Linked DNA regions of Homo sapiens: region 1 is linked to region 2. A link is a loop called in an ENCODE intact Hi-C map of the cell type or tissue named here. Cell type or tissue: IMR-90. All regions are shown on one strand. Links, peaks and the distances in the headings refer to the core of each region. The heading gives the core; the rest is flanking DNA.

What was found. Peaks named below come from ENCODE experiments on the same cell type or tissue, not always from the same donor. Only the 100,000 strongest peaks of a DNase experiment are listed, where the experiment ranks them.
Region 1: a loop joins it to region 2, with 6 times the contacts of the local background. A loop is called at or near these places in 20 of 110 quality-filtered maps.

The regions. Positions count from the first base shown.
Region 1 is chr2:237,118,106-237,128,330 of GRCh38, forward strand. No RefSeq gene overlaps it. Among named protein-coding and RNA genes, the nearest start is that of COPS8, 37 kb to the left of the region's middle. RefSeq lists enhancers at 7,989-8,504, 8,505-9,019, 9,997-10,225. In IMR-90, for the core only: a CTCF peak has its summit at 4,295 (motif pointing right); a DNase peak (open chromatin) is centred at 4,336; H3K27ac peaks cover 957 bases.
Region 2 is chr2:237,404,229-237,414,453 of GRCh38, forward strand. It overlaps COL6A3 (collagen type VI alpha 3 chain), which reads right to left and starts at 9,936. Exons shown (of 44, transcript NM_004369.4): 1 at 9,725-9,936. In IMR-90, for the core only: a CTCF peak has its summit at 5,995 (motif pointing left); DNase peaks (open chromatin) are centred at 4,263, 5,983 and 7,873; H3K4me3 peaks cover 5,409 bases; H3K27ac peaks cover 5,588 bases.

The sequences.
Region 1 (10,225 bases), core at 865-8,864, 290 kb before region 2:
ATGAGTGGACTTGAATGAGCATGTTGTGTGCACCCACCTGACCAGCATATGTGCATCCTGAATGTGAATCATGATTTTTTCTCCTGGGTGGAGCTGCAGGAAAAGATTTCATTCTAAATGAAAGAGGAACTGGACCATTTTTAACTTGTGAGTCACATGATGGGAGGAATTGCCAAAAACAGTTTTGATTGAATAATGTTCTCCTAATTGTGCACCTGCACCTGATCTCTAAGAAGAGCAATTCAGGACAAAGGGCAAAATGCCCAGTGCATAATAATGCATAAGGTAATAAGAACCTCTTCATGGCTATCCTGTGTCGGTTAAATAACATGGTTTGAAAACTGAATTAGGTTGTTTGTGAGGTTGGGCAGTGAATGAGGTCAATCGAGTAAGGTCCAAAAAATTCCAAATCCATTTGGGAGCCTTAAGCCTGTTGGATGTCTCCCCTTATAACCCTGATTTTTAGCAGACTGGTGAACAAGATTTTCAATGTATTTCTGTCATAAAATACAAAGAATGTAAATGGAAATATGGGAGTGTGGCCTCAACTGCCTTAACTTTGCCTGAGGCAATTTAATATGGACCAACTTCAAAAGATTAGGAAGCTTTAGTTTTCAACATTATCTTACATTGTCAACATTATCTTGGCTAAATGTTTTGATGCTGCGTCTGGTGTCTTTCATGTGACTGGAGCTGTGGATGTAGATGCAGGAATCTGTGCAGGGCAGCTTTTCTGTATTTCCACCCATCCCTTCCTCAAGATAGCAGAAGGGCTCTGACAAGGAAAACCAAACACATGGGGTTGATGCTGTGTTTGAAAACCCTCTTGAGTTGAGATGTGTAAAGCATGTGCTTAGCCAGAGCCAAACATCTGCTTGATTCTCACTCCTCGCTGTCACCCGGTGTCTTGTTGTTTACAATGTGCTGCCATAACTCACTTGGTGTGTAGGGTCATTCCTACCACTTCATTCCTTGAATGTCCGATCACCATCACTGCTGGCTGAAACGCAGTCCCTTCAAAGGCTTAAATAAGTCTTTTCTAAGGGCCGAAGAAGTGCTCTTGAGTTATTAGATATTTTTGAAAAAAAGGTTTTCTTCATGTTCTTGCTTTTTAAATAGTTTGTTTGGCCCTTGAGTCGTCAGTTCTTTTGTCATATGAGTGGAATGGATAAGTTTACTAAGACTTGGCAAGGAAGAAAATCTATGGGGAATTAGAGGCTGAATTCCTAATAATTAAGAACAATTTTTAACGTTTATTTTAAGTTGAGGGGTACATGTACAGGTTTGTTACATAGGTAGGCTTGTGTCATGTGGGTTTCTTATACAGATTATTTCATCACCCAGGTATTAAGCGCAGTACCCATTAGTTATTTTGTGAGGATGAAGAGAACAAAAATTATTTAAAAGACCCAGCCAAGGCGTTATTTTAGGGGCTTGTCACACACTTGTCACTCACCAGTTTAAATGATCAAATCCACATGTATGCTAAATTTAAGCAAAAATTAAAATATACAAAACCTAACAAAATTATCCTGGACATCGACTAAGAATAAAAGCCGGTCACCTGCAGTGTTGGCATAAGGGAATGGCTAGGGGGTGAGCAGTGCCATGGCCCCTCTGCTTGGAGAAGTGCAGTGGCTTTAGCTGCAAGCTCCAGCCCTGGTCCAGCCTGTTAATATCATCAGAGACCGTTAGGTTGGCCCTGCACATTCAAACCATGTGGCCCTGCCTTTGACTGCCGCATAGAATGTGAGAGCACCCAGCTCTCATCAGAAAATTAACCCCAAACACTCTGTATCCAGGTTTTATGAAAGGTTCAGTTGTGAAAAATATTCTCAAAGTGTGCTTCCTGGACCACAAGTTGGGCATCGCCTGGAAGCCCCAGTCCAGACACACTGAATCAAATCTGCATTTAACAAGACCCCAGTGATTCTTGAGCACCCTGATGCTTGGGGCAGCAGCTCTGAGGATTTACAGTCTCTCCATTTCAGCCCTCACTGTGCACTTGCTTGGGGCCTGTGCCTCTGGGGCGACAGTATGAGAAGGAGGCAGAGAAAACGACTCGTGTATTCTACTGAAATATGGAAAGGGCTGTGCCCTGTATCACCAAGTAATGTTTTAAGTGAGAAATTGCTCTCTGATATGGGTGTCAAGAGAGGGCCTTGTGGATACTGTGTATCTTACAATTGGTTACTTCCATCATTTTGCCTTGGCTTGTAGAGAGCTCAAACTGAATACAGAGCCCAGCAGCTGTTCACAGGCACGTGGCATTCATTTTCCTTCTTGTTCAACTTGCCAGCTCCCCTTTCCCTCTACTTACTGCCCACACACCCAGCTCTTGTACTTAATTCTCTTTCTCCTGAATGTTTTTTGGTAACTACCTTCCATATTTTTTGTAAAGCAAGTGGGGAAATATATTAATATATTAATGCCATTAATGAAAACTAATGGTCATCTCTGATGGTGATGATGGTGATGTGTCCTCAAGTGATAAAAGAAGCTTTTGTGAGATTTCTCAAAGAACCACATGCTAAATTGCTCAGCCCCAGCCTTTGGCCTTCACGTCCACCCTGACAGCAGCTGCTGGGAGTCAGGTGTGGATATGCCAGGTGCACCAGTAGGTTGTGGTCATTAGTCCTTTCGTCATCAGAAGGGGAAGAGAGACTCCAACTCGGAGAGCTGGTGATTTTTTGCCTGTGTATGTATTGCTTGAATTAAGTTCTTTATTTTAGTTTAGTACACTGCTGTGTTCTCAATATATGTGACTTCATCCTCGCAAAACTATGGGGCTGGGTGTCTCCATTTTGTAAATGGCGGAAGTGAGGTGTTTGCTTGCCTAGGTTCCCGCAGTGGCATGGTGGATGCATCAAGGCAAAGCCAGTGACCTTAGTGGTCTTAGTTCTCTCACCGACTGACACAGAGGAAAGAAATCAGAGAGCTTCCTTGAGCCTGAGGCCATGGATAATAATGATCACTTAGACATGAAGTTTCAGAAAGAAAACAGAGACATCTTGAAATCCTTAGTGTCAAACGTTCAGATGAAAGGAGCATATTAAATGCCTCAAGAATCCCATTCACTGGGCCCAGTAATTTTTCTCTTAGTCATCTTTCTAAAGAAGTAATCTAGGATGTGACAAAACATTTTGGGAACAGGAATAATCATTACTGTGCTACTTAAAAAATTAAAATAACATTTGTAAAGGAGGCAAAACTCAATGGCTTACAACAAAAAGCTGTATTCTCATGCTCATGGGTGAGCACAAGAGCCACGGCTTGGCTGATGGGGCAGGATATGGATGGCTCAACTTCAGCCTAACCTTCAGGGGGACTTGACTCTGAGCTCTATTCTGGGTTCAGTTTTGCTCCACAGCTGTCTGGCCACATTCTTCTCCCAGTGGATCAGCCATGCACTGGAGGGCAAGCTAAACCTCACAGCCCTGTGCCAATCCTCCCCTCACAAGACTGCTGACATCCCATGCTCTGTGTAAGCACAGGAACAAGGGAAAAACCCACAGGGCAGGGAAGTAGACTCCACTCATAATGGGAGACAGGGGCAAGTATATATTTGATGAGTGATCATAGAAATAACAACTGTGATCTAGATTTGCTTTGCATTGGCACACATTGTTCTTCAGTGGAGTACCATGGAAGGGGCTTATTGGTACAACAGCATGGCACACAATTTTGAAATCAGGCAGCCCTGACTTTGAGTTCTTGCTCTGCTATTAATATTGACTAGCTGTGCTCATATATATGTTCCTTAACTGCCACTAAGTCATAGTTTCCTCAATTGCTAAATTGGGTTGTTGTGAGGATTAAATGAGAAAACAATGTGGAGCTCTTAGCAAAGTGATGGGTTCTTAGGAAGCAGCCAATAAGTAATCATAACAGTTAATATTAGTGGTAGCTATTGGAAAGGTATTTGAGATTCAGGGATGAATGAAAATCACTGTAAATCTAGAACCCTACCCTTATCTAAACTATCAATCTCTTTTTATTGAACAGTTTCAAATTTATTTTTGATAAACAATTTTAATATAGTCAAACATTTATTAGAAGCAGAAAAGTCATTGTAGAGCACTTGAATTATATTTAAAAGTTTAGCGGTCTAAACTAGCAATCTAAGATGATTGTGAAATAAAGGCATTTAAAATCCTCCTACTTGCTTATCGGAACTACCATACCAGTCAGGATAAGCTAAGCCACGCTGCGCTAACAAATGGCCTGCAGATCTTGGTGCTTTACACTACTAGCAAATGTTTCTTTTACGCTTCTGCTGCCTGTCCACTGGGGGTCAGCAGAGGCCGTCTTCTCTGTCAGCATCACTCTAGGATGCCGGCCACCCAGCAGCCTCTCTGTGCCACTCAGCAGAGGGAGAAGAGACCTGGGGAGCCACGTGCTGGCTCTTGTTGCTTCTCTTTGGAAGTGACACCGTCACTTTCACATATGTTTCATCAGCCAGAGAAAGTCAGCTATGGCTGGCTCAATAGAGCCAGTAAGTCTAATCCTCCTGAAGCAGAAGCTCTGCAGAGAGAGGAGCCAAATATACTGAACATAATACAGTAGACAAGAGAATGTGTGTGACTCTGAAACCATTAAGGGAGTAAAAGGAAAAAAGAAGGAAACAAAAAATGTGGAAAAAGAAACATGGCCATTAGAAATCACAACTTAAGGAAGTATCAAGTAATCAAAGCTAATGGCCGCTCAATAAATATAAAGAAACTAAACTCACAAAACAGACTCTCATATTGGATGATAAAACAAAATTCAAATATATATACACTTTACAACAGAAACACATAACATGAAATGACAAGAAAATTTGAACACTGAAAGAAGAAATGTTTACATCCCAGATCAAGAATCAACAAAAAGGAAGTGTTACTGTATTACCAATTAAAATAAGCAACCAGATTTTTCCCAAGAAAATACACACTTCACCTATATTCTCAAAATTGTTGGCAAAAAGTTAATCATAGTTGTGGTAGGCAGAAAAATGATCCCTAAAAGGATGCTGACACCATAATCCCCAGCAAAGAAGCCCACGACATTAGGACTAAATAAAAATGTTAACCAGGAAGACATGAGAATTTAAAATGTGCATTATTATACAGTATGTTATCAAATAAATGAAGGAAAAAACTCACAGAATTACAAAGAGGCACTGACAAATACACAATCATAGTTGAAATACTTGTCTCACATTGATCTAAAGTCAACCTTTTGTGGTGTTAATTCCCCCAGCATCTCTGGACTGTACAGATGTGGGGCCGAGTAAGTCCAAAGGCCTCTTCTGCCTCAGGAGCAACAGGGAAGCCAGGGCAGGTCTGGGCAGTATGAACAGAACATAAGGAAGGTTCCGTGAAGTTGGTCCAAGTTCCTGCAGATAATCCATCTTGGCGGCAAGGACAGATGAGACCAGGAGAATCTGAAATGGGTACAAGAACTGTGTAAATCATGAACGCGCACAGAGAAACAGCAAACTGGGGACAAAGAGAGGGACCCCTGCCAACAGGGACTCTGAGATCTGTGTCTGAGTCCAGTCCCTGAAATCTCTGACCTTGGAACCTATGGTTAACTGAACAGTGGCCCACCAAGATGTCCCCATCCTAATCCTGGAACCTATAACTATGAGACCTTACATGGCAAAACAGACTTTACAGATGTGATTAAGTTAAGGATCTGCCATGGCCTGAATGTGCCCCCTCAACAGTCATATGTTGAAGCTTAATCACCAATGTGGCAACATTAACAGATGGGGTCTTTAGGAGGTGATTAAGTCATGGAGCAGAGCCCCTCATGAATGGGTCTGTGCCCTTACAAAAGTGCCTTTCCATCTCTTCTGCCACTTGAGGACACAGTGTTCGTCCCTCTTTCCCTTCCACCATCTGCCAAGTGAGAATACAGAAGCAAGATGCCATCTTAGAAGCAAAGAGGAAGTTCTTACCAGACACTGAATCTGCCAGCACCTTGATCTTGGACTTCCCAGTCTTCAAAACTGTGAGAAATACATTTCTATTATTTATAAATTACCTAGTTTGTGGCATTTTGTTACAGCAGCACAAATGGACTAGGATAGGGTCTTAAAAAAAGGAAGACCCTGGGCTATCCACATGGGTCATCTGCATAATCACAGAGTTCTTTATGAGAGGTGGCAGGAGGAGATAGAGAGAAATGAGAATGCCACGTGATGATGGGAGCGGAGTAGAGGTCAGAGCAATGCACTTTGAAGACAGAAAAGGGGCCATGGGCCAAGGAATGCAGGCATCCTCTCGAAACCATGCTAGATAAAGAAGCTGATTCTCCGCTGAAGCCTCCAGAAGGAAATGTCCCTGCTGACACCTTGACTTTAGCCCAGTGAGACTCATTTTTGAATTCTGCCCTTTAGAACTTTAAGCAAATAAATGTGATATTGTCAAGCTACTGCATTTGTAGTAGCTGTTACAGCAGCACTGGAAGCTCATGCAGATCCCTTTCTTTGATTCTGGGAGCTACATCTGTGCCCCTCCTTCTTACTTAATAGCAAGTCCGTTCGTTTTTTCTGTGTGTTGTTTGCATTGGAGAGAAGGGAGAAGTCCTGAACTATAATCAGTCTGTACTCTGTAAAGTGACAGAGGCAATGTCCGATGTCTCAGAGCTGCCGCTGAGGGCAGGGCTGCACCACAGGCTGCCCAGGGAGCCAGTGCAGAAAAAGGGCAGCCCTTTGGTTGCCTCCTCTGCATCTCATGGTCTTGCTTCCACTCATGCAGGTGACCCTCACTGGTACATCTGAGAGAAAATGCACTCCCAGGAGCAGCTACTGCTCTTGTGAAGAATATTCCTGGAGGAGTCCACACGGGTGGAGTGGATCTTGGAGGGATGGGCCCAACGCAGCCTCCCTCAGTGTGCGGGGATGACATGAGTGGGGGCTCTTCTTCCTCTGGAGAGGGTTTCGGGGCGAGAAAGATGAGCAGGGACTGAACTAGTTTCTGGTCTTCAGGTTCCAAAATAAACCTCTGAGATAAACCATTCGGGGTCATTGCTGCAGGTTTGTTCCTGAGAATGCGGGGACATTCAGAGTGGGAAAAGTTGGCTTTCTGGTGTGGGGACATCAGGTCCTCTGACTCCCACTGTGTGTATGACAGACCTAAAAATCAATGTGCATGTGTTTATAAAATGATGCAGAAAAATTACAGTGTCTTCTAGTCTCTGAAGCATGGCTTCTAACAGCCTTGGCTGGTTTATACTTCAACTTCCAAAACCATCTTTGGGAACCCAAGTCTTTATGGTTTTAGAAAAACAGCCTCAGACACCCGATGACTCCTCGCATGATTTTCCATCCATACTCCCCCAGAGCCCTGATTCCCCAACCAGTTCCAGACGTCTGAAAAGAGACAGGCATGCTTTGATGGCGCACTTCTCCAGTTGAATTTGTTCTTTGGTGTTTAACTTAGAGTAGGAAGAAAGATATCTAGAAAGGAAACCCATTGTTTTCAATGTCTTTAAAGCAAAAGAATCACTATCTGAACTGTCTTGCCTGTCATCATCTTAATCTTAATTGCCCTTCCATCTCTACGCATTTTGTATATAACAGATCACTCTTGCCGCCAGAGCTACCTTGAACTGCTCTAACTAAGCCAGCCTGCTGTAAGCACAGCACCCCTGACAGAGGTCTCCCAGTGGTGTCTGGAGCATCACCTGCTACCCTGCTGTCCTGACATGAAACCATGCTCCTCTGTGAAGCTGTGCTCTCTCAGTGACATTGGTCCTGCCGTCACCCTGGCCTTGGCAGATACATTGATCTACCTCATCTCCTGTTTCCCAAATCCAACATAGTACAGCAGAAACCAGTCTACATATTTTAATACAATTTTGTTGAGAGTTCAGGGATAATGGTAGAAAAATACATCCCAGAGTTTACCTTACACTGATGTAAGGGACCTTTTCTCCAGATCCTTTCAAAGGCCATCTGGCTACCTACAAACATTTCACAAGGTCTCAGATGTTCAACCTGAGACAGCGGCTGGGCCAGGGGAGCTCTGCCCAGCTCCGTGCTATTGTTTTTCAGGCGCTCCCCACCCACGGTCCAAAGGTCTTGGGTCCAGCGCCACAGAGCTGCTCTGCCCCTTCAGAGACCAATGCATGCATAGAAAACCAAAGAACATTTCCTCCAAGCTCCTGCCTCGTTCCTGGACTTTCAGGAAACCCAGAGCTCTGGAGAGCACATTTAGAAAGCTACTGGCTATTTACATGAAGCTATATTCTCCCTCCAAAGGTACACTGGGTTTGCTTTCATATCTTCAGCCAAAACAGCACATTTGGTGAGCATCTTCTCTTTTGCTAAGAGGCCCATGAGCAACTTTTCTGCCTGCTGAGGAGACTTGCAGGCTGTTCTGTGTCTTCTGCTTTGGGCAGCTGCTTGCCCTGGCTGTGGAAGGCTCCTGGAGTCCCCTGGCTGCTGACCTGACAGGACCAGCCACACGCCCCTTACATTTGCTCGTACCAAGGCTCAGCAGCCAGGCTGAGAGGCTGTTCTAGCCGTTTCTTGGCCCTGTCTCCACAGACCCTCACCAGGGGCTGGCAGAGTCCCTGGGCTTGCCCCATGCACATTGGCAAGGCTGAAGGCTCGGACAGGAGATATCCTTTCAGAGTCACTGACGGTTACGTGCCAGCCACGCACCCTCCGACCTCTCCTGTGCTGTAACCCCAGCACCCTTGTCTGTGTGTCTTCTCAGAGGACAGGAAAGAAGGGAGGTGCCTGCTTGGAATGAGAGCATAGACTTTTTCCATCTAAGTAAAAGTGCTGGGATGCTAGATCCACAGGTCTGTTTATGGGCATAGAAATGCTTTACAAACAGAGCTGGTGTGTTGAATCAGTTGTTCAGGGAATCTGTGCTCCTTTTCCTATCTCCAGGGGTCTGCGTGTTATGGAATTTGGCTAACACCAACCTGAATATGATCTGCCTAAATCACAGCCCGGCTCCTGCTACAGCGCTTTCCTTTCTTTCTCTCTGTAACTCGGATGTGCAAACATTGGTAAGAGAAACCAGAACTCAGGGACAATGAGAGCAAATGGCTGTGCGTAGATGCCAGCATTTGTCACCCCTAAGGCGAGGGTCCTCTTTCTCCTTGTGCTCCTGTCTGCCAGGGGAGCAAAAGTTTTATTGGAGAAACTAATCATTGAATTAACTTCAAAATACATTCAGAACCTTTGGCATTTACAAATCCATCCTGTAATTAAAAACACAAATAACTGAAGGTTTTTCCATTGTTCAAAAGTATTGGTTAATTGAATTATTTTGTTGTCATTTTTTGTGTCTAGTTTGGTCTAGACAAATATTGGGAGGGGCACTAAGTACTTCATCTGTTTTCTAACTTCATAATAGAATTGAAGAACCATTGCGTATGTGAATTTTGACACTCCACATATCCTTAATGTCAATCCCTGAAAAGAAATTTGCTGCACTTGGGAAAATTGAAAATTAAAAATGCCCAAGTCTCAAAATGGATTTCTTCAGCATTACAAGAAAAAAAGATAGAACTGGTGTTTTTGTTTAATTGGCTAAATTTTTCTAGCACAGAAAAAGATTTGTTTCTTTCAAGTTTGGAGTGCAAGCCTTGAGCCACTCTGGTGTCATCCAAATTCTAAATGTGCTCATACTCAAATAAATCAAGACCTACGTACATATACGTGTGCACACATCTGTGTATGGAAGCACTGACTGCATGGCAGAAATCATGGATCAAATCTTCTTTCCCTCCCCTGTCTTCTTTCTCTCCCTACAGCGTCTTTTCTTCCTGTTGTACCCTTGCTGTCTGTGCACTAAAGCACAACCCGAAGCCGCACCTTCTCTGGGACAGCAGCCCCCTCAGCAGGCCTGGTGCAGGTGTGAATCAGCATTGGGGGCTGCTGAAGCCCACCTGAAAGCCTGGTGGCCTCAGCTTCACTTTTAGGGCAGATAAAGGGTTTGTGTTGGCACCAGGCTTGAACCAGCTTCTTGTTTTCTTTGGGGCCAGGACCCTAGTCTAGTGCAGCTTCACACTCCTGTGTAAGTGGCAGCCCCTCTCCAGTCCTGGATGTAGGAGGCCCCATCGGGACCCTGAGGGCTGCGACATGGGCCCTGTATGCCCAAGGCCCACGCACAACATGGGGACACCAGCTCCCCACGGACGCTCCTTGCACGCCCTCCCTGCATTCCCCTCTCTACATCACTAGTAGAGAGGGCCCTGCTTTCTTTCCACCCCT
Region 2 (10,225 bases), core at 1,327-9,326:
AGAGTCTATGATCCTCCCACAGTTGAGTGCAAAATTGCATCTATGGATGAGGGTTTTTCTGGAGATAAGGGTCCATGTTTGTATGTGATTCTAAAAGGCAGTTGTGCCACTCCTCACCCCCCAAAAGTTTAAGCATCACTGCTTCAATTAAAAATTTTAATGCAAATCTTCTGGAAGATCCAGTTCGATTACTTTAAATGTTTAATCCATGTTCAAGAGGCATGATTTTAAGTGGTATTTTTGTTTGTGAATGAGAACACAAGAGTATTATAGAGGCTCTTTGTAAAGCATTCGGCTTTGTAATCCAGGTGGAAAAAATAGGACATGATAAGATGAGAGCTGTCTCCTCACTGTTGAGTCTGGGATGGGAAGAGCTGCAGACACCTGTGCAGGGAGCATTGACAAAGAGCACAAGTGAATTATGCCTTGAGCAGGTTTTGCTAATGGTTTTCTTAATCATTCCCATACCTCACACAGTGAAAGCCTTTGAATCCACTGATTCTGTCACATATAAAGCATTGAGTGGGCTCACTCTGGAGCAATTCCAAAATTACATTTCTCATCTTCCAGAGTGCTCAATACAATCTAAATAGTTACAAAATAAAATCCGGGAAGTCTAAGACATCACTCACTTACTTCAACCATTCTGAGTAAAATGAACTTTTAGTTCATTGAAAATCATATGTAAAGATTTTTATTTTCAAGATGTGAATCTTTGGAGGAGTAGCCCCCTCAGTGGAGATACTTCCCATTGGAACACAAAGTAATGGGATAAATACACTGTGCACAGGAATTATTTTATCCAGAATATATCCAGATATTGAGGGAAGAGGAGGGGAGGGAAGAGAAGGAAAGGAGCCCTTCCAGCTCTGAAAAGGACGGGAGATAATGCCTGTAGGACAATGCGTTATCCAGGCTCCACTGATGATTCAGAACCCATATGGTTTGACTGAGCTGAATTCCCAGGTGGGAAAAACGCCTTTGGCCCCACACACTTTCCTGCCATCATGCGGGAAGCAGGTCTTGTGGCTCGTGGGCTCCTAGCCCAGCTGTTGAATATTTGCTGATATTTTCGTTTGCAATTAACTCTCTTCTATTGTTTGTCATGTCCTGGAGTCTCCATTTATAAAAAAACGAAATTCCCTGGCAGCAAATTTTGGAGAACTTTTTCATTTAGATTATTAAAAGATGTCAAACACCATCTCACCAGATGACCACCCGCCCTCTTCAACAAGAGGGAATGAGGCAGCCATCCGCGCTCATTCCCCGACACCACCCTCCCGGAGGAAGGAGAGAGGAGAGTGCTGGTAACGTTTCCTGGGCTTCTGTCTTGTGGGTGGGATTTCACGCCCTCCTCCCAACCATCCGATGGCTGATTTCCCTCCATTTTATAGCTGAGAAATTGAAACCCCAGCAAGGCAAAGTGATTGTTCAAAGCTACATAGATAAAAACAACATAGAACCAGAACCCTAACCCAAGTTAGCATTTCCAAAGCTCATGGGAAGAACCCCGGGAAACCCTAGAGGCTGTGCCAGATTTGGCCCAGATCTCAAGGAAACTCCCCATGCCTTTTGGGGAAAAAATAGACTTCCTTGGTGGTGACACACCACAGATTCTATGTCAATGGAAGTCGGCTGTCTACTATCATTCTTTCAAATATGAAAAAAAGACTCAGAATTGGCTGCTTGAGATCCTTGGGCTGGAAGGGGTCTGTTCCTTCATCCTAGATTCTGTGTCCTAAAGGAAACAGATTCAATAAGAGACATTCATCACATTTTCATTCTCATCTTTCTGTTTAGGATTATTCATCTTTTTGTTTACTCTGCCTCATTCTAAAAAGGATTTGAGGTGCCTTTTTCCGTTTAGTTTCTATCCCTTTGAAATTTAAAAGGATACCTTTCATCAGAAAGATTGCCCTACATGGCCCTTCAACCTGAAATCATATTCAATCATATTCCAATGAATATGATTTCCCAAGCTATTTTGCAATTCTGTAAATTAGTTTTCATTTAGCCTACTCAAAACCTTTTTCATTTTCCATGTCTGGAAATCTTTTTTAAGAAAGAGACACACACGCATGCACACAAGGAAATAGTTTGAAAACAAAGACTCAAATAAATCCAGAGCTTCCATTTTGAAGTCATTTATTTGGTTTTCTCCAAGCACTGCTTTTTAAAATCAGCCTGTCCCTCCTATCAAGTTCTGGGACTTCTGTTAGTTCCTAATTGTCCTGTTTAAAATGGGAGCAGTGGAAATAGTCAAAGACCACAGTGGGAGAGCCGTGCACACTGACTGTGAAATAGAAAGTCAAATTTCAGTAAATTTGAGGCACTCATCCACCCTTGCCTTTGCCACGCCCATTCCTAGACTGCAAGAAGGAGCGCCCCATTTCTTTCTCTTTTTCTCACTCTTTCTCTCTCTTTTTGCACGAATCCTGGGAAAGGAGTCCCCGTTCTTTTCCTCAGGGAGGAAGCTAAGAAAGGATTTATTAAGTCCTGCAATTAGGGTAGGAGGAGAGTGGAATTTAATATGCTCTTGGTGTTTGAAAGACCCAAAGGAGAATCCTCAAAAGAAAATGTTTTGGAAGAGCTCCAAGAAACCTCCAAAGAAATATAGCAAATTTTGTTTTTTTACTGTTTATTTAACAACTTGGATTTCACATTTCTTTCTTTTTTCCCTTTTTTTTTTTTTTTTTTTTGAGACAGAGTATAGCTCTGTTGTCCAGGTTGGAATGCAGTGGCATGATCAGAGCTTACTGCAGCTTCAACTTCCTGAGATCAAGCAATCCTCCCACCTCAGCCTCCCAAGTAGCTAGGACTACAGGTGTGCGCCACCACGCCTGGCTAATTTTTTTTGAATTTTGGTAGAGACAATATCTCACTATATTGCCCAGGCTGGTCTCAAACTCTTGGGCTCAAGGGATCCTCCTGCCCTGGCCTCCCAATGTGCTGGGATTATAGGCATGAGCCACTACACCTGGCCTTTGAATTTCTATTCTATGAAAATACTCTAGAACAATAATCTGTTTGACTCAAACTGAATGTGTATCCTGTGATAGCAACATTTTAAAACTCTTCTCATCAGGCAGGGTAACTAGACCTCCTTTGTCACCTACTGGGGTCCTTTGTCACTTACGGGGGTCCTTGTTAGATATGGAGTAGCGGATTCGAGATCTTCAACTCTTCCTGGTAAAATCTAACAAAGCAACACCTGTTCTGCAACTTGTGGATTATAACAAAGCAATGCAGAAAGAGAAGGCCTGGACATCCCCTACCAATGCCCTCCCTCTGTGAATGAGAGCACCTGTAAGAATATGCCGACCTGCAGCCAGGCTTAGGCCAAGCTCCTCAGAGGTGGGTCTCCTTCCCATTACAAAGGCAATTAAGAAACTCCAGATTAATTACCCAGATATTTGAAAAAATTACTTTAAAACATATTCCTAGCATTGCAGATAATAACCATGAGGCAGAAAGTTCCATATCTGGTGTGATTTGAAAAGCTAGACGCCACCATGCAAATGTAAAACACATTCCACATTCTGAAATATACGGCAGCCAGACAAGATTTTGTCTGCACTTATACTGCTAATTATAAACATCAGGCAGAGACTAGTTCCATTTCAACATTAAAGAAGAAAGGTGCATTAGAAAATGCTTCAAGAAATATTGCACAAATGCCCACTCCATTCCAACTCCTTGCCACGTGACGCTGCTGGATCCAAATTGGAGCTTGGCACTTATTCCTGTCTTTTCCTTCTTGGCAATGAACTAAGGTGCTACTGACCTTTCCAAAACTGTGGTGTTCCACTGTAAATGATTAAAGTGGCTGAAAGGTGCTCTCTTTGTAAAGAGAAAAGTTAGATATTTTGTCTGTTTTCTAGTCTAATTTATAATCAAGTAGAGAAGATAAAATCATTCTTGAAAACAGAAACCTTTTCAAAAATCAAGTTGGAACATCTGATAAAATATCATCCATGCTGGATTTATTGCAGTAACCTGGGAAATTCTACTTCCTTACTGCCTCTGTCAGCAATGGTCGGCCAATCTCTCCCAGCCTCCCTTTTGTGTAAAAGAAGGCTCCTTGCCTGTTGCTCGAACAGGCCATAGTCCTGCGACTGCTCTCTTCCATCTGTTGCCCTGGGCTCTGATGAATGATGGGTTTTCTGCAGCCCCAGTTAGAAACAGAGCACCCTGGTGCACCGCCGGGCCGGCTGTGGGTTTAGCTGAGTTGGCGCTAACTCTGGGTACCGGCCCTGGGCTGCTGAATCAACTAATGAAGATTCCAGAAGTGAAAAACCAGTTTCCTGGAATGGTTTCCCTTGAGATCTGAGTCAACTCCAGCTGCTGTTCAATTTTTAATTTTGAAATTAAACCGAGCCATGAGCTCTTCCTTCCAGTGACCAATTCCTGATGCTCTGGGTTCCTGAAAACCTAATGTATAGCACACACAGGGGGTTTTACAGAAACATTTCCCATTGTACTTTTCCCTGGCCACTTGCAATTCTCAAATGTTTCTCTGTAATTCATGAGTTTAAACTTCAGGAGAACAGTAGGATCATACTATGCTGAATGCAGCCAGACCCCTACAAGACTAACAATTTGCCTTTGGGAGAAGGTTTGGCAGAACTTTTCGTATTTGTTTTTTTCTTCTCTCCTTTTTCTTTCCAGATTTTTTTAAGCAACAGTTACTCCTCTGCTGAATCAACTTAAAAGAGGCTACTCCAAGGAAGACTGGGAATGGGAAGAGTACCTTTCTCCACATGGCACCCTAAAATACACTCTTAAAGGCTTGTCCCCCTTGAAATGTCCAGATTCCAAGATGTCTGCATATTGGAAACATCAGACAATTCTGCTACTAGCTCTGTGGCCCTGTCACTGGGCATACCTCTCTGAGCTCTCTTTCTTCATCTGAAGCATAAAGGGCGTGGAGAAACCATCCACCAAGGTAGTAGTTTTTTTGATATTTCAATTAGCCAAACAGAAATTATATGTTTGCCAACCAGAAGAGAGGGGGCTATGTCTTAGTCATTTTTTTAATATTCCCCAAGAATGTATTCTCTTTTTTTATTATTTTATTATTATTATACTTTAAGTTTTAGGGTACATGTGCACAACATGCAGGTTTGTTACATATGTATACATGTGCCATGTTGGTGTGCTGGACCCATCAACTCGTCATTTAGCATTAGGGATATATCCCCTCCCTGAACCTCAGGGCTCAAGGCCATGATGCACAATAGGTCTTGTTAAACTTAAGTAAACATGAGAACACAAAGACCAACCAAAGGGTTAGGTTTTTGTTTTTTTTGTTTGTTTGTTTGTTTGTTTGTTTTGCTCTGAGCTAGAATTGTCTCCCTCAGAGTCTTAATGCTGGTTATCTCAAGCGAACAGACATAAATCTGAGAGTCAGTAATATATATTTGTATTAATAAATATTCAAGACGAGACATTCATAATCATAGCTTGTGTGAATTTTTAAAAGTATGTTAAAACCCATTGTCCATTATTAGGGGAAAGTATCAAAGGACATGTCACGAGCACCCTTACAGTTCTAAAATCCGGTAATTCTACAGGGATACGCAATGGCATGAATATGCAAACCTACTTTGGTTCTCAAGCACCCGACTGTTCATTTAAACCTCTGTAATTAGATATGGGTAAAATGCTTCCTATAAAATGTCTTATTTGCTGAATACCCTTGTAATGCAATTGTTTGGGAACAAAGATGCCTCCTTTGATGGCACAATTTCATCTCAATACACTTACACCTGAGCAGAGAAGAAAAACAAAGCTCTAACGTATGTACACTTCCGTTATTATGAACAGCCACAATAAATATAATAATGACAATCATGTATTGAAATATCAGTCCTAAAACTGCCCGCAAGCTCTGCTGAGATGGTCATCACTGAGTTACTACAAACCCTGAAACTCCACCCTGGGAGACTCCAGGCACCACTTCAGAGATTTTTCTGAAGCTCGCAGAGATACACCTCCCTCTAGAGGAAAGAAAACCAAACTGCCTTTTCAAAAACAGACCAGGATGAACGTGCTAACTCAAAATTTCTTTTCTTTTTTTTTTTTTTTTTTTCTGAAACAGGGTCTGGTTCTGTCGCCCAGGCGCTGAAGTGCAGTGGCATAGTCACGGCTCACTGCAGCCTCAACCTCCCAGGCTCAAGTGATCCTCCCAACTCAGCCTCGTAGCTGAGATTACAGGCACATGCCACCATGCCTGGTTAATTTTTTAAAACGCTTTTGTAGAGACAAGGTCTCCCTATGTTGCCCAGGCTTGTCTCAAACTCCTGGGCTCAAGCGATCCGCCCACCTCAGCCTCCCAAAGTGCTGGGATTACAGAGATGAGCCACAGTGCCCAGCCCTCAAAATTTCATCTCTTTCCCAAAATGGACTATAAGACCAGAATGTATTAAAAATTATATTTTTCAAAATTAACAAAGTGAATTGTTGAAGGGAATATCTCTGCAAAATCAGGACCTGTGGAATACTCCCTGGAAATAAGACATTCATGACCACACATTAGAGGGGGCAAGCAACATGTTTTATTTAAAGAATAGGATTGTCCTTTCTTTGCACTGAATTTTTACACTGAATTCCACTGAAGTTTTACAGTGGAAACAGAGAAGCTGTATCTAGAAACGGGAGAATGAAGATAACCATTCTTGTCTAGTTCATGGCTGTCTGAATTAGTAGGAAACTTTAAAGCTCCCCCACTTTAAAATTTGGAGGGTTTGCGGCTTTCATTTTCTTAGCTAGAGCTAATAGGATTTTCTTTAAATGTCAGGTCCCTCCTCAAATCGTCAGCTATTTATGTAGCAGTGATGTGTTTTTTACTGCCTGCTTGCTGCAGCCAGGACACCATGAAAAGTTTGCTCCCGTAAGTCAGGGTGGAAAAGCTGCCTGGTACACAACATCCCTGTCAGATGGAAACCGCCTGCAATCCTTCCCCCAAGAGATAGCAGATTTTCAGCTTCTTCCAAAAAGAGCAGTGACAAAACTGAACTTTCAAATAAAAATTTTTGCTAAAGCTGTTACTGCGCCTGCAAGGAAGTGTCACGCAATAGTATTCACGACTTGCCGGTGAATTTTAAGTCCTAAACATGGAATTTCACATATAAGTGGGAGGTGATATCAACCGCTGGTGAAGACTACGCTTGATCCAGTTGTCTGAACACTCTGAGCAAGGAAACAAATGAAACCTCGCTGGCAAAAAGTCACTGCCAGCTTCCAAAGCTTCCAAAGAAGGCGGTCTTGTTTCAAGCTGGCTTTAGGCATCCAGGTCTATGGGTTCCGTTCCTGAAACTAAGGTCAGGATGAGCAGCCTCATTGGAACCATAAATCAACAATCGACTGAAGAGAGGAGCTTCTTCCTACTTTCTCATCGGGGACGTATTAAGTTCTAGGATAGGAAATCACAAAAGGCACTGATGATAAAGTCAGTGCAATTTGCTGAGTCCTGAATGCTTTAGAAATAAAATGAAGTGTGAAGTAAAGACAATTTTTCAGAAAGGTGCCTACCTCGTATCAAAAATATCATTCAGACCCCAGGTTTGGACATTTGCCACATGTCCCCTCACCTGTGGGCCACAACTATAGTGGGGTGGAACACGCTCCCTGCCAAGCAGGGAAAGAGCGGGGCCAAGGGCTAACATTCTAGAGGCTTCCCCAGCCACCTCCCAGAAAGGTGCTGTAGCCACACCCTCCAATGCCTGGATAGGAAAAGCCAGGACAGCCTCACTTCACCCCAACATGGAATTCCTTCCCAAGCCCTCTGCTCCACTCAGTGTCTGCTTCCTGGCTTCTCTCGACCATGAGTGAGGAAAGGAGAGAACTAAACCTCTGGGTAGCAAGAAACCCCCTAAACAAAGAAGTCCAGACAGGCAGCTGTTCCTACATCCTGATCTTTGTAAAAGCCACGCCTCCCCACCCAGGCTTTCATCCTCAGCTACAAGCCCACTTCAGAAAGAAGAGCATACAGGTCCCCTCCTTCAGCGCCCTCCACCCCCAGGAGGTGGCCTGAGCAGGGCGGCCAGCCCCGGTATTCCGGTCACGGAACCGATGCCCCCGCCCCACGGTCCACCTCCCTTCTTTCTCGGTTCATTGGTAGAGTCTTAGTGAGCCCAAAGCAGTTTTCCCAACGAGATGTGAGTTATTTGGGATCCTCCGTCACTGGCTTGTCTGCTCTCCTTCAATGGGGAAGGATTTCACTGCCATCTCAGGCACTCGCTCCCTGGCCTGGGCAAGGAATTCCGCATCTCAGAGCCCCTGGTTGCTCATTTTGAAAACCAGGAAACTACTGCATCAGTGGCTTCTGACCAAAAATCTCTTCCATTATCTTTAGCCCAACAAAAACCTCAGAAGTCCCAGTAATGTCATCAACGGCCACCCACTCAGTTTTCAATATAGTTTTGCTTAGGAGCAATGTAACTTTGATTTTAAAGCCATTTCGGTTGTTTTTTACAGCATTAAGAATGGGACCCTGGGGAGCTGGGGGATCCCAGGTTGAGCATCCACCATCCCCGTGAGCTCTGAGCACCCTGCAGCTCTAGCACCCTGTGGTCCTCGCCGGGGTGAGCTGTATGTGGGGAGAGAAGCCAGTCAGCCGGGGCCACAGCCCTGCCTCCCCATCCAGCACAGCAGACTCCCCTGTGCTCAGAGGGGTTTGCTCCTGGGGTCTGCACCGGCCTCGAAACTGGCTCCTGGGGCTTCCTGTGGAAGCAGATTTTTCTTTAACCACTCCCTAGTCCCTCCCAGTGACCCCACCCATACTTCAATACCCGTTCATTATCCAACATAGTAGGCCCCTTGAAACAGGTTCCCCAAACAGGCTGGCCACTGTCAGCGAACGTGTCCATCCTCAGCAAGAGAGGGCCCGAGCCCCACCCTGCATCCTCCGGGCCAGAGAACAGCCCTCGGGGCCTCCCAGCTCGGCACTGGCCTCACCTCTGTGCAGCATGGGCTGGCCCTGCAGCCCCAGGGGCCCTGCCTTAGACACTCAGCATGCTGCCCAAATGCCCAATTCCTTCTTCTCCTCTGACCCCTGCAACTCCTTTAAGCAACCCCAAGGGACAAAGTCTCCAATAGAGACTTCAGGTTCCTGGAAAGACGAAAGCTTGACGGCAATGACTGAGCGACCCTTTACTTGGCCCTGATCCTGAGCACCAGAGTTACTCCAATCTTGTGAAAGCAGCAAATGTGCTCCACCAGGACCTTCCCATGGGCGGCCCTGGGCAGAAAACCCATGCAGGTTGTTGCACCCTGACCTAGTGTCACCACCCAGAGAGCTCAGAGAACATCTCCCAGCGGAGCCGCCCGGCAGGGAGCTATGCTAGTCCTCAGCAAAGACGCTTCTGCAAACAAAGCGGATCCCGAATGGGTTTTAGAAGGCGGCAGTAACTTAAATAAATCATGGGCCGAAACACACTGCCGCCCGGAATGCACAGGGCGCGTGTAGCAGCCACAGACACGCGGTGGAAAAGTGCTCACACTCTTAGGCAATCATGACCTTAACCAATTTAAGGAAATCCCATTGCCATAAAGTGAGAAAGAAAAATCAGCGGAATCTTCCAGAGACCTAAAACATGTACAGAAAACTGGCGATCAGCATGAACGTAAGAGCCACTAACGCTACCTAGAAAGGATCACTTCAGGTTAAGAGCATTTCCTTCTAGCCCCAAACCTGGAAAAACAGAAGAGAAATCACACTTACCCCTGAGCAAACCTGAAGGCGTGTGTCCCTGGGCTCCTCGATTCAATTAGGTTTGAATAGGATGCATACTTTTCCCACTCACTGCGTCTCTTTTTCTTTTTGCAGCCTTTCTCCACCAAAAAAGTGGAGACTCAGAGCTGCGGAGGAAAACTCTTGCAGTCCTTGCAGGAGGCTGGAGCCCAGGAGAACTGAACGGCCTTTGGTGGAAGACTGAGCTCCAAACTGGACTGGGGCCAGGGATACCAGTCAGGGCTTCCTCCAGCTCCTCCTCCTCCTCCTCCTCCCTCCCGGACCCCTCCTCTCCCCCTCCTCACTGCAGAACTGACCCAAAACTGTAAATGAAACCAGACTCCTCCACTCTGTTTCTTCTGGCCCCCGCTCAGGCTGATGTCACCCTCTGAATTCTGTCTTCACCCTACAAGCGTTTAGCTGGACTCCTGCAAGCCCCAACTCTTAAAAAAAAAAATTGACCACTCCTACTCGTCACCTTTTGGGCTGGGC